Linked DNA regions of Homo sapiens: region 1 is linked to region 2. A link is an interaction called in ENCODE POLR2A ChIA-PET data of the cell type or tissue named here. Cell type or tissue: OCI-LY7. All regions are shown on one strand. Each heading gives the region's core, and the rest is flanking DNA. Links, peaks and the distances in the headings are about the cores only.

The links. ChIA-PET counts read pairs that join two places held together with the same protein. Peaks named below come from ENCODE experiments on the same cell type or tissue, not always from the same donor. Only the 100,000 strongest peaks of a DNase experiment are listed, where the experiment ranks them.
Region 1: POLR2A ChIA-PET joins it to region 2 with 14 read pairs; 3 of 35 experiments call an interaction of 5 or more read pairs at or near these places.

Annotation. Positions count from the first base shown.
Region 1 is chr12:110,455,557-110,458,462 of GRCh38, reverse strand. GPN3 (GPN-loop GTPase 3) reads left to right here. Exons shown (of 8, transcript NM_016301.4): 4 at 829-953; 5 at 2,533-2,648; 6 at 2,781-2,877. Among named protein-coding and RNA genes, the nearest start is that of ARPC3, 6.7 kb to the right of the region's middle. In OCI-LY7, for the core only: no CTCF peak of the experiment used is centred there; DNase peaks (open chromatin) are centred at 948, 1,242 and 1,712; H3K4me3 peaks cover 1,692 bases; H3K27ac peaks cover 2,500 bases.
Region 2 is chr12:111,092,059-111,094,964 of GRCh38, reverse strand. The region is part of intron 1 of CUX2 (cut like homeobox 2); the gene reads right to left. Among named protein-coding and RNA genes, the nearest start is that of CUX2, 59 kb to the right of the region's middle. In OCI-LY7, for the core only: no CTCF peak of the experiment used is centred there; DNase peaks (open chromatin) are centred at 1,374 and 1,824; H3K4me3 peaks cover 1,799 bases; H3K27ac peaks cover 2,500 bases.

The sequences.
Region 1 (2,906 bases), core at 293-2,792, 640 kb after region 2:
TGACCATTTATGGCCCTCACTTTTTTCCCCTTGCTTTTAATTGACCATACATATACCCACAGAAAAGTATATATGTCATAAGTATACAGCTTGATGAATATTCCCAAACTATAGATATCTTTGTAGCACTTATTTATTTATTTTTGTAGAGATAGGATCTCACTATATTGCTCAGGCTGCTCTCAAAGTCCTGGGCTCAAGCTATCCTCCCACCTTAGCCTCCCAAAGTGCTGGGATTACAGGTGTGTGAACCATGGCATCTGGCCAATAACACTCATATTGATTGGCAGAAAACTAAAGTGTGAAGAACCTCATTTTCTTTCTTTCTTTCTTTTTTTTTATTTTTAAAGACAGAGTCTTACTCTGTCGCCCAGGCTGGAGTGCAGTGGCGTGATCTTGGCTCACTGCAGCCTCCTCCTCCCGGGTTTAAGCAATTCTTGTGCCTCAGCATCCCACAGGCGCGCACCACCACGCCTGGCTAATTTTTGTGTATTTTTAGTAGAGATGGGGTTTCACTATGTTGGTCAGGCTGGTCTTGAACTCCTGGCCTCAAGTGATCCACCTGCCACAGCCTCCCAAAGTGCTGGGATTACAGGCATGAGCCACCCTGCCCAACCAGAGAACCTCATTTTCTACATAAAACTTAATAGTTAGGGATTCCTATGGTGGCAGTACCTTAGGTTTTATGATTGCTTTGAGAGGCTGTGGGCCCCTTAAAAATGTGTTGGCTTTTATTTTTGTCCATCTTATGGGGAAAATTTGTTTCCTCTAACTTGATGATTTAACATACTTGCTATTTCTAAAATTCTTGCAATACTCTTCATGTAGGTCAGATTGAGTTGTACACTCACCTGCCTGTGATGAAACAGCTGGTCCAGCAGCTCGAGCAGTGGGAGTTCCGAGTCTGTGGAGTTTTTCTTGTTGATTCTCAGTTCATGGTGGAGTCATTCAAGGTCTGAAGCTAAATCTCTTACAGATTTTTTTTTTTTTTTTTTTTTTTTTTTTGTGTGTGTGACAGAGTCTTACTCTGTTGCCTAGGCTGGAGCGCAGTGGCGTGATCTCAGCTCACTGCAACCTCCGCCTCCCAGTTCAAGTGATTCTTGTGCCTCAGCCTCCTGAGTAGCTGGAATTACAGGTGTGTGCCATCATGCCTGGCTAATTTTTGTATTTTTAGTAGAGACGGGGTTTTACCATGTTGGCCAGGCTGGTCTCAAACTCCTGACCTCAAACATCAAGTGATCCACCTGCCTTGGCCTCCCAAAGTTCTCTTAAAGATTTTTAAACTATGAGTTCAAGCAGATGACAGTTCCTTTAATTATTGTGTGATTCTGAACATTTCACAAATGATTCCAGAGTTACTTTATCCCTTTTATTATTAAATTATAACATGTTGTTAATCAAAAATAGTAAATTATTATATCATAGAGATTTAGGAGGAACTGCTTACCAAGAAAAAAACTGAGGTTGCTGGGTGAAGTGGTTCACAGCTATAATCTTAGCACTTTGGGAGGCCAAGGCAGGAGGATTGCTTGAGCCCAAGAGTTTCGGACCTGCTTGGGCAACAGAGTGAGACCCTGTCTCTACAAAAAATATAAAAATTAGCTAGACGTTGTGGCACATGCCTGTAGTCCCAGCTACTTGGGAAGCTGAAGTGGGAGGATCGCTTGAGTACAGGAAGCAGAGGTTGCAGTGAGCCAAGATCGCCAAGATCGCACCATTGCACACCAGCCTGAGTGACAGAGTGAGACTCTGTCTCAAAAAAAAAAAAAAAGAGGAAGTAGTGGGGGAGAAAAAACTGAAGCAGATGGCTATTTTATAAAATAGTCTATTTTTAATTTTCTGAGGACCTTTTGTCCAGTTTATGAACTACCAAGATCAAATTTTTTATTAATAGCTCTTAAGGAATATTAGATGGGAAAGGAAATTAAAATGCTGTCTAAATTGAAATTTGTGATCACTGTATGTTATCTATATCTTCCCTCACCTTTGGGAACCAAGAATCAAGCATTTGATTCCCAATGATTTGGGAACATTTTTTTCTATATGGCTAGCATTACTTTTAATAAAATATAAATAATTTTGCCTTTTCCACATGTTCTGAACTGGCATTTCTTTTTTTTTTTTTTTTTTTTTGAGACCAAGTTTTGCCGTTGTTGCCCAGGCTGGAATGTGGTGGCGCAATCTTGGCTCACGGGAACCTCCGCCTCCTGGGTTCAAGTGATTCTCCTGCCTCAGACTCTTGAGTAGCTGGGATTACAGGCACATGCCACCATGCCTGGCTAATTTTGTATTTTTAGTAGAGACAAGGTTTCACCACGTTGGCCAGGCTGGTCTTGAACTCCTGACCTGAGGTGATCTGCCCGCCTCAGCCTCCCCAAGTGTTGGGATTACAGGCATGAGCCACCACGTCCAGCTTGCATTTCTTTTATTTAGGCCAGTTCTGTTCCAGTGAGGAATAGAAGACTCTTTATGCAGACCAGGTAACTGTTGGCAACAGTCAGTTCATCTTCCCTTTTCTGTTTCCTCCTTCAGTTTATTTCTGGCATCTTGGCAGCCCTGAGTGCCATGATCTCTCTAGAAATTCCGCAAGTCAACATCATGACAAAAATGGATCTGCTGAGTAAAAAAGCAAAAAAGGAAATTGAGAAGTGAGTTCACTGTTCTTCCATTATTATCAGATCTCAGTTGCAGAGATGAACCTTCTGTTTTATTTAGATGGGAAGTTTGGCTGGTTTATAAACCTAGTCTCCTGAATTCATCAGTCTTTCTGTCTTTTAAAGATTTTTAGATCCAGACATGTATTCTTTATTAGAAGATTCTACAAGTGACTTAAGAAGCAAAAAATTCAAGAAACTGACTAAAGCTATATGTGGACTGGTAAGCTTTTAAAGTTTGGATTTTTTGGC
Region 2 (2,906 bases), core at 209-2,708:
GGACAATTCTGTAACTAAGCCAGTCTACCTTCGTCCAGAGATCAAGAGAGCCTCCCTGGTTAAATAAGACAGCCTCCAGGCTGCACAAAACTTCCGGCACAATGAGCAAGACAGACATGCATTGAACAGTATCACATAAATCACTTCTATTGCTTAAAAGGTGGATGCACCAGCTGCAGTGGCTCATGCCTGTCATCTCAGCAGTTTGGGAGGCTGAGATGGAAAGATCACTTGAACCCAGAAGTAGGAGACCAGCCTGGGCAAACAGTGAGACCTCCATCTCCCCCCAGCCCAGAAAAATTAGCCAGACATGGTGGCACACGCCTGTAGTCCCAGATACTGGGGAGGTTGAGGTGGGAGGATGCCTTGAGCCTAAGGGGTTGAGTCTGCAGTGAGCTGGGACTGCACCACTGCTCTTAGCCTGGGCAACCGAGCAAGACCCTGTCTCAAAGAAAAAAGGTGGATGCTGCCAAAAGCTAGGTGCTGTTGCAACCGGGGCACAGGGGGAAGACACAGGTCTCTGACCCCAGTCCCCAAGCTCAGTTAACAGCAGAAGTTACTTACCTGGCAGGAAAACCAGGCTTCCAGCATGACCCTTGCCTCCCTCTGCCCGCTCCCGGTCCCCGTCCACTTCTCGGGCCCTTCCGCCACAATGAGGTGGCCAGGGCTGCTCACACCGGGCCCAGCCGCAGCCTGTTCCCCTCCTTCATGCGGCTCTTGGAGTGATCGATTCTGCCACGGGAATGGCCAGGATAATTTTTGCTTAGCTTCAAATACCTCGTTTTCAGGAATTCCTCTGCCAGAAGGTTATAAAGCTTCCTCTAAAATGTGGGGGAAAGATTAAGCCTGCTTATGGTTAATAATACACTGTCCCCTGTCCGTCAAATTGCCTGTCTGCTATTGAAAGTTCACTATTAGATACTTATTTAAACAGCCTCGCAAGGCTTCTGAAGAAAGTGCAGTTATGCATTTTTCCCCTCCTTGCTGGCGCGAACGACTATAGATAAACATCAATTGGCTCCTGCGGATCACAGTCACAGTAAATAAATTTTTCAGGAAGCTTGAGATCCGCACAAAGGCTCCGCCAAGCTCCCATTTCACACAACATCAATGTTTGGCCTCCAAGAAATAAAAGCTCTAAGGTGTCCATCGCCAGGGCAAAATTATCAATTGTCAAGTCACTTTTAAAAGAAAAAGAAGATAGAGGGTTTCAGGGAGCCATTTCATCCTGCAGCTTAAAATAAAAGGAAGAGCGACAGGCGCTTCACCCACAAACTAACCACTGGGACTTCCCCCTAAAAGCTCAGGTGTTCATCGCCCCCCCGTCAAATTTCTGGCCCCAGCCCTGCTGCCCTGGGTGAGCTGAAGCAGTCAGTTCAGCTTGGAGCTGCCGGTTCCAGCTGAGTTCAGTGACTTCAGTGACTCAGGCGTTGGGTTATTTTTACTTTCTCAAAGTGGGTTTTTTTTTTTCACTACTTTTAGAAGTGGCAGACGAGGCTTGTCTATTATAAAATATTTGTTGCAAACACGCACTTACTTGCTCACCGCCCCACACACAGTTCTCGTCTGTGTAAAAATCTCAAGTCGCCGTGGTGTGAGGGGCAGGAGATGCAAAAGCTAGGACACCCTCCTGGGCGAGCCAGAGTTTATGTAACAGCACAGTTCTACTGGAGTCGGGGTCATCTAAGCTGGGAACCTGAAACAGGTGTCATTTTCCAGATAGGGAAACTGAGGTACAGGGGAGCCAGAGGAAGTGAGACATAGAGGTGGATGTACCTGCATTTGCATCTCAGCTCCACTACGTTCCAACTGCATGGCCTTGGGCAGGAAACTTAAATCTGTTGGGCCTGGCCTGGTGCAGTGGCTCATGCTTGCAGTCCCAGCACTTTGGGAGGCCAAGGCAGGTGGATCTCTTGAGCCCAGGAATTCGAGACCAGCCTGGGCAATATGGCAAAAACTTGTCTCTACAAAAAATACAAAAATTAGCTGAGCTTGTTGGCATGTACCTGTGGTTCCAGCTACTCGGGAGGATGAGGTGGGGAGGATCATTTGAGCCTGGGAGGCAGAGGCTGTAGTAAGCCATGATCGGGCCACTGCACTCCAGCCTGGGCAACATAGTGAGAACTTTTCTTAAAAAAAAAAAAAAAAAAAAAAAAAAATCTGCCAGAGCTTTGGTTTCCTTATCAGGAAAATAAATATGGATTACTACAGCTGTCCCTTCCTCAGAGGGTCACTGCAAAGATTAGCCTCTGCCATTCCTATTTGCCAGCTTTATTATTAAAGGTCTTAGACCCTCCTAGCCAATCGCTGGCAGGACCAGGGCTGGATGTGAGAAAGGAACACTGTTCTTGGAGGCAGCAGATCCAGCCCTGATTCCAGGCCTGTCACTTTTGCTTACGGCTCCTCTCCCAGTCCCAGATTCTTTGTCCAAATGAGACCTTGGACTAGTCAGTGTCTAGCATTAAAACCCACAGTGATGTCTTCCCAACAGCCGCATTGGGAAGGTACTATTATTATGCCCAATTTACAGAGATGAAAATTGAGGGTCTGGGAAAGGCAAGCTGTGAGGAAAGGCCAATAGCCTAGACCTCAGCTCAGCCTGCTCAGAAGACTCTGCTCCTCCTGCCTGACCACACAGCCCCCTGTTTGCAGCCAAGACTTCAAGTCTCAGTGTTTCATTCAGAGACACATCTGGGACTAACAGCTGGAGCCCTTCTTCCTGCCTGCGGATGGGGGAGACATTCGCACACCCTCTCTCTTCTTCACCACAAAACTCCTAACAAAGGTCAGGGTGAAAAGGACACCCTTGCTCTCAACGTTTTCTAAAGATGCTGGTATTGGGTTGAATTGTGGTACCCTAAAATTCACATCATCTTGAACCTCAGAATGTGACCTTATTTGGAAAT